2 separate regions of the Homo sapiens genome follow, and region 1 is linked to region 2. The links are chromatin contacts, found by Hi-C or POLR2A ChIA-PET in ENCODE. All regions are on one chromosome and are shown on one strand. The core of a region is the stretch at or near the end of the contact, and the rest is flanking DNA. Distances in the headings are between cores, read along the strand shown. Region 1 holds the start of NEBL-AS1 (NEBL antisense RNA 1). Region 2 has its middle 96 kb from the start of NEBL-AS1.

Region 1 (3,693 bases), core at 381-2,880, 96 kb before region 2:
CTGGAAAGTCAAACAGTACAGCATTATTATGAATATGTCCATCAGTGCAGCTGTTTAAGAGGCCCAGAAACCAATGGTTTTCTTTTGTCATGAAAAGCTGCAGCCATGATATTTTTTTGAAATGACAGAAATATTTGTCAGAGCAGTGGCAGTTGGTATGTGGCATTATTGAGTCTTAATCTGTGCGCTAGCAACGGAATGTGTTCGCTTCTTTGTTATAACCAATTTATAATAATCCTAGCTGACTCTTCCGTGGAGCTTCCCTTGAGCCAGGCCGATTGAAGCAGTTCGGAACTGCTGACTCATTTAATCCTCACAGCAGGAGAGTAGAAGCTGTTCGGTAGCTGCGTCCTTATTCCCATTTTGTAGATTAAAGAATTGAGGCATAGAGCGACTAAGAATTTGCAGAAGGTCACATCATTAGATGGCGGGGTCAGGCTTTGAACCCAGGCTGTGTTCGATTCATTTTGCTGCCTCTCATCAAGTGAGTCCAATAACCTGACATCTTATTAAAAGGAAGAAACGATTCCTGTTCCCTTTGGTTTCATCCTACCCTGAGCCTTCTACTTGATTTTCTGGCTCTTCTGGTTTGGACTACGAGTTTGTAATTGCTTTCCTTAATGCAGGTGAAGAACTTTTCCCAGATCTTTGCGGTGTTGAATTGCAAAACAATACAACGTATACATCCACGCACACTTAAAACAAAACGAGCCATATTCATTTATTAATCAAGAGAGGCTCGACTCGGGCCTAAAATGACCAGTCGCTCTGCAAGGACAGGTATTAAAAAGCGCGGGGTCTGGGAGCCGGTGAGAGAAGGCTCTTTCTCATCCAGGATCCGAGGACTTCCCGCGGACACGAGGGAGAAGCGTCCTCTCGGAAGAGGCCCGTGGGAGCGGGCGCGGTGCAACCCTCGGCCCCTCTGGGACGCAGGTCTCCGGGTTCCCCGCGGATCTCCCGGCCCTTGGGCCTGGGTGCGTCGCTGCGCGCAGCAGAGACGGCCTCCGCCCTGGGGCTGGGTGCCGCTGTCCCGGGTTTCACTGGCTGGAGGAGGAGGGAGGGCGCACCCTGGCCCCGCACTCCCCGCGACATTTGGGTGCCAGGGACGTCAGTCAGCCTGGGATGAGGGTGCCCCCGGCTGGGGAAGAGAAGAGGGAGGGAAGGGAGTACGCGGGTTTGAGCACTCTCCCCACCGGTGTTTGTCACCTCCCCCGCCTGGATCCCTCCCTCCCCAGCCGCCGCCCACCTGGGCTCCCCGGCCTGCAGCGGCGGTGGCGCGAGGCTCACTCCCCAGGCCGCACAGTCGCACCCACGGCGGTCTGCGGAGCTTTCCGGGTCTCTGCCCGCCCCCTCCCCCGCTGCGCCCTCCCTCCCAGGGTGCCCGACGTGCACGTTCCCTGCCACTTCGGTCCGGGCGCGCCGGTGGGTTTGGCCTGCGCGGCGGCGGCGGCGAGGCGGGGGAGCGAGTGAGCGCGAGGGGCGGGCGCGAGTGACTGTGTGAGTCACCCGTACCTGGAGTGCGAGCGACGCAGAGCCAGCGGCGCGGAGCCGGAGCCGGAGCCGAGACCCAGCGCCTGCGAGCCCGAGAGCGCGGCCGGCCCCAGGCGCCAGGCCCCGTCGCCCTCCCCGTGCACTCACCCGTGGCCCGGCGCCGACTCCCTACCCGGCGCCCGCCGCCCGCAGCCCTCCCGCCTGCCAGGAGGCGGTGCGGGGCTCGCCGGGGGATGTCACAGCGGCTCCTGGGAGCCAGCAGCCGCCGCCGCCGCCGCCCCCGGGAACCGCGATCATGAACCCCCAGTGCGCCCGTTGCGGAAAAGTCGTGTATCCCACCGAGAAAGTCAACTGCCTGGATAAGGTGAGCGAGGGGGCGCCGGGCCAGCCTGGACCTGCCGGGCGAGGGGCTGCACCTGCTTCGAGAAGTTTTGGCACCTGGGATGGAAAGCAATGAGTGGGTCGGTGCGTGTGCGTGTGCCTTGGCACGGGGGGAGGGCGCGCGAACGAAGACGCCAGCGGGAGTGTCAGAGACCACGCTTGGCGATTGTGATGTTGGAACCGGGAAGGGCTTTTGTCGCGGTGCGGGGCGGTGCGACATCGGCAGAGCCTCTGCGGAGGGCGCACGGCGGTGCGCAGCCCCGGACCCCGGAGGGACCAGGCTGGGCACCCAGGGGGGCACTTCGGCGAGCCGCGCCCCCTCCACCTCCACTCGTGTTCCACAATACCCCCGCCCCCCGCCCCACAGATCCGCCCGCGATCCCACCTCACCGCCCACCCGCAGCGCCTCCTGTGACCGCGGCGAGGGGGAGAGGCAAATAGTAATTAATATGTCATGGGGCGGCCGCTGCCGCATTGCTAAGAATAATCCCTGCTGGAGAGCTCCGGCTCAGCGCGGCAAGCCGGACCCACGGGTGTCTAATCCACCGGGTGGGGAATTCCAGGGGAAGTAGTTCTGTAGCCGGGCCCCTCCAGCCCTGCCCCCTGCCCTTCCCGGGCAGGGACGGAGATGAACAGCCCGGGAGAGAGACACCCAGGAGCGATCCGGAGTGACTGACAGTTGAAACCAGCCAGGGGCGTTCTGGGGAAATTTGCGTCTGAAGATACAAATGCTTCCTTAGAACAAGCTGCCATCCTGACAGTCATCCCGGGCAGAGTCCGAGGTCCAGCATTTTAGTGGAAGCTGGTCAGGTGTAGGGGTACTTACATAGCTCTCGTGCAGCCCCCTCAGCTTGCCTGACTTCGGGTGAACACATATTTATTGAGATCCTACAAACCCTGCATTTAGACACTTTGAACTGGATTCCTTTTGGTTTCGAAGCCACTCTCTGGGCCCCGTTTCTTCATTAACCGAGCTCAGAAATCGTTTCTGGCTGCTCAAAGAAGTGCTGTTTCGACAGAACCTTGACAGTTCGTCCATGGTGCGTCTGTGTATTGCGGTGGGTTTTCCTTTAAGACTCCATTTTCAGAGCTGCCTGCTTTATTTACTTAGCTGAAAGTAGGTAAACACATCCCCAGTTCCCTACACTCTTTTTGTTGTAATATTTTCAGCTACAGGGACTGTGATGCACTAAAAAGCCTTCCTTCTGTGCCCATCCTGGTGAGAACTGGCATTGTACTGTATTTTTAAATGTTTTTTTTTTTTTTCCAGTATTGGCATAAAGGATGTTTCCATTGTGAGGTCTGCAAGATGGCACTCAACATGAACAACTACAAAGGCTATGAAAAGAAGCCCTATTGTAATGCGTAAGTATTGTCAACACGCTGTCCAGGTGTGGCACAGCCTCAGAGCTTGAGAGCCAGTGGACCTGCCTGTTTTGAAGAACTGACTCACTGTGTCACCCAGGTGTGGCAGGGGCCAGTTACCTGTTTATATCACAGACTCTGGGGCCATGTACTTTGTTGACGATCACTGCTTTTTATACCTTTCTAATGTGTTGGGTAACGTCTATGCATCTTCAATCAGGTTAGTTTTTGAGGTTCGCAGTGTTACAGCCTTAGGGACACTTATTAGAAGCTGCTGAACTTCCCCACTGAGAACGTGTGGGCTCTGAAGTGCATGTCAGGTAGATTTCCATTTTAATCCTGTGTCAATTTCCATTTTAATCATAGGATGTTGCCATACTGCAATTTCATACCTGAACCTAGTTGCTATGGAAAGGAGTCTTGCTCATTTGGTCTTAGCTGAGACCACTGCAGAGA
Region 2 (3,282 bases), core at 102-2,601:
CTGGTCTTGCCCTGTTATCCCCTCCACCAGGATGCACCCAGGACACTTTCCCAGATTTGCCATGTCCCATGGGAGGCTCTGGCTATAGTTAATAGAGAAGGTTTCCGAGAGAGAGAGGCTGAGACAGACACCTGGAAGGAAAGGTTGGATATCTCCTTTGGAGGAAAAGCTAGGGAAAGTCCTAAGAGGAGGGCATTTGCTGTGCCATTTGTCATTTAGATCTGGAGGTGGTAGAAATACAGACATTCTGATGTTTCTATAAAGGCTGTCAGGGCTTAATGAAGTTCTTCATGGGGCAGGAGCCGCACGTGCTTATTAAGGTTGGATCAGTGGATACACTCATCCCCTGGATCTGGGAGCAAACTGGAATCAACAGTGCCACCAAGTGGCAGCCAGCTAATAAGCAAGTTGAAACACTAAGACTGCAACTTCTAGTGCTTTGCCCAAATATCTCTGTCTCTTACTCTTTTTCTTTCTAAAAATAAGATCAAGTATATTTTCCTAGGGTGGATATAGAGAGAATGATCTTGTAGACATACCTTCTTCTGGCATGTTGTAGAGCTTGGATACATGATTTTTCTTTATTAAACAATCAAAACCTTTAAAGTCCCACTCAAATGAGCAGGTCATAGGAGTAGATACCTCTGCATACGTGTATACAGGTCATTTATAAAAACTGAGGGATGGGGGCTGTGTGTGTTGGGATTCAAGAAGATTTCCAAAGTGTATTAACCAGGAGTGAAACTCAGGATGACAAATACTGTACACGATGGCAAACAGCATAGACAACATACACGACTCTATTTAGGAGAGGAAACCATTTATATTATTACAGTCTGTAACCTTTTTGTTTTTTATTTAGAGTATTTCTTTTTCTGATCATAAAAGTGTTCGTTGTAATAATTTGAAAGGCTTATTACTTTAAAAAGAATACATTCTACTGGCTGTTAAACACCTTGTAAATAACACAAAATACCAAGATTTTTAGGATACAGAAAAATCCATTTCATTCTGGTCCATTTGTTTGTCATTAGAAAGAGTCTATTTTGTACTCATGCTGCTGTGTTCATTTTAGGACTAATTTGAGGTAAGCTTCCAGCTTTGATTGTTGCTTTCCCCATTATTTTTATTTTCGATCCCCCATAGAATGCATTTCCATCTTCCAATCTCCTCCTCCCGTCCATTCTGCACACAACCCAGCTTTCAGAATAATCTGGTATTGAGAGTCAATCCGTGCTCTGGAAGGTGTCTCAGTGTCCCTGTGACAGCCAGCTCTGCAGTATCCATCGGACTTGATATGGTGGCTCTTGTAGTGTTGCTTTTCTAAGAGCTAAAGTACTTTCTCGTGGTCATGAATAGTGTGGGAAGCCCATAGCTCGGGCTGTTGAAAGGTCTATCAGTTCTGCTGTGCCTGACAATGTTGACCCCAGGGTAGAGAGATTTCCTCCCACTTCCTAGGTGTGTGGGAGGTAGGGGCAAGTGCTAGGGGATTTATGAATGAGATGGAAGGGAGGACAGAAAATGAAGAAGGGAAAAAGATATCAGGAACCAACAGACCATCAGCTGAATTCTAACTACAAAAATGACAAATAACAAAAGCAATTTATTTATTTATTTATTTATTTTTATTTTTATTTTTTTTGAGATGAAGTCTTGCTCTGTCGCCCAGGCTGGAGTGCAGTGGTGCCATCTCGGCTCACTGCAAGCTCCACCTCCCAGGTTCACGCCATTCTCCTGCCTCAGCCTCCCGAGTAGCTGGGACTACAGGCACCTGCCACCATGCCTGGCTAATTTTTTGTACTTTTAGTAGAGATGGGGTTTCACCATGTTGTTAGCCAGGATGGTCTCTATCTCCTGACCTTGTGACCCACCCGCTTCAGCCTTCCAAAGTGCTGGGATTACAGGCGTGAGCCACTGCGCCCGGCCAGCAAAAGCAATTTAAAATGTACCTTGCTCCATAATAAATATAAGGGAGTGAGGAACAAAGCTTTTCTTCCCCCAATTCCTTTGATTTTTTATTTTTTTTGAAGAAAAGTAGATTAAGCATGAGTTTTAAGTACTGTTCAGAATAAAAACCAAGATAGACCCCAATAACTTACCTTAATTTTGAGTATAATATTATATTGTAGGTCATTTCTGGACTTGGGTGGCTATTTTTAAACATATTTTTAAATTGTGGTAAGATATACGTAACATAAAGGTTACCATTTTAACAATTTTTAAGTGGACAGTTCAGTGGCAGTATGTATATTCACATTTTTGTGCAAATGTATGTTTCTAGAACTTTTTCGTCTTCCCCAACTGAAACTCCACATCCATGAAACACTAACCCCCCATTTCCCCCTCCGTCATCTTACTTTCTGTCTCTGGCCATTTGTCTATCTTCTTTGGAGAAATATCCATTCAAGTCCTTTGCCTAGTTTCTGTCTCTATGAATTTGACTACTCTAGGGCCAAATATAAGTGGGCTCATATAAGTATTTGTCCTTTTGTGACTGGCTGATTTCAATTATAATGTCCTCAAGTTTCATCCATGTTGTAGTATGCATCAGAATTTCTTTCCTTTTTAAGGTTGAATAGTAGCTGATCATATGTGTATATCACATTCTGTTTTCTGATTCATTCATTGATGGACACGTGGGTTGCTTCTGCCTTTTATCTGTTGTGGTCAACGCTGCTATGACCATGGATGTATAAATATTTGCTTGAGTTCCCACTTTAGTTTTTTTTTGGTTATATGCCCACAAGTAGAATTGTTGGGTTGTGTGGTAATTCTTTTTTTTTTTTTTTTTTTTTTTTTTTTTTGAAACTGAGTCTCTCTCTGTTGCCCAGACTGGAGTGCAGTGGCACGATCTCGGCTCACTGCAACCTCTGCCTCTCAGGTTCAAGCGATTCTCCTGCCTCAGCCTTCTGAGTAGCTGGGATTACAGGTGTGCACCACCATGCCTGGCTAATTTTTTTGTATTTTTAGTAGAGATGGGGTTTTGCCATGTTGGCCAAGCCAGTCTTGAACCCCTAATCTCAGGTGATCCACCCTCCTCGGCCTCCTAAAGTGCTGGGATTACAGGTGTAAGCCACCGTGCCTGGTTGGTAATTCTATGTTTAATTTTTTGAGGAATTGCTATACAGTTTTTTTTGTAATAGCTGTACCATTTTACATTACCGCTGATAATGCATAAAAGTTCCAATTTCTCCACATCCTCACCAAGACCCTGTTATTTTCCTCCTGTTTTAAAATCATGACCATCGTAATGTGTGTGCAGTCGTATCTCATTGTGGTTTT

The links. Hi-C counts contacts between places; a loop is a spot of excess contacts on that map. ChIA-PET counts read pairs that join two places held with the same protein, here RNA polymerase II (POLR2A). Pooled maps may share reads with other maps.
Region 1: a map of MCF 10A shows a loop between it and region 2 (15-fold over the local background). The contact joins the promoter of NEBL-AS1 here to the enhancer-like site in region 2. A Hi-C loop is called at or near these places in 10 of 168 maps with a recorded cell type or tissue (Caco-2, Calu3, K562 and 6 more) and 3 of 50 pooled maps. POLR2A ChIA-PET finds 5 or more read pairs at or near these places in 2 of 52 experiments (HCT116 and MCF 10A).

The regions. Positions count from the first base shown.
Region 1 is chr10:21,171,927-21,175,619 of GRCh38, reverse strand. NEBL-AS1 (NEBL antisense RNA 1) reads right to left here and starts at 1,630. Exons shown (of 2, transcript NR_046283.1): 1 at 1,513-1,630; 2 at 697-1,138. It also overlaps a transcript of NEBL not described here. RefSeq lists an enhancer at 1,161-2,051.
Region 2 is chr10:21,075,967-21,079,248 of GRCh38, reverse strand. It overlaps a transcript of NEBL not described here. Among named protein-coding and RNA genes, the nearest start is that of NEBL-AS1, 96 kb to the left of the region's middle. Within about 2 kb of position 1,351, at least 2 of the 41 ENCODE cell types and tissues checked have a DNase peak (open chromatin) inside an H3K27ac peak, as active enhancers do.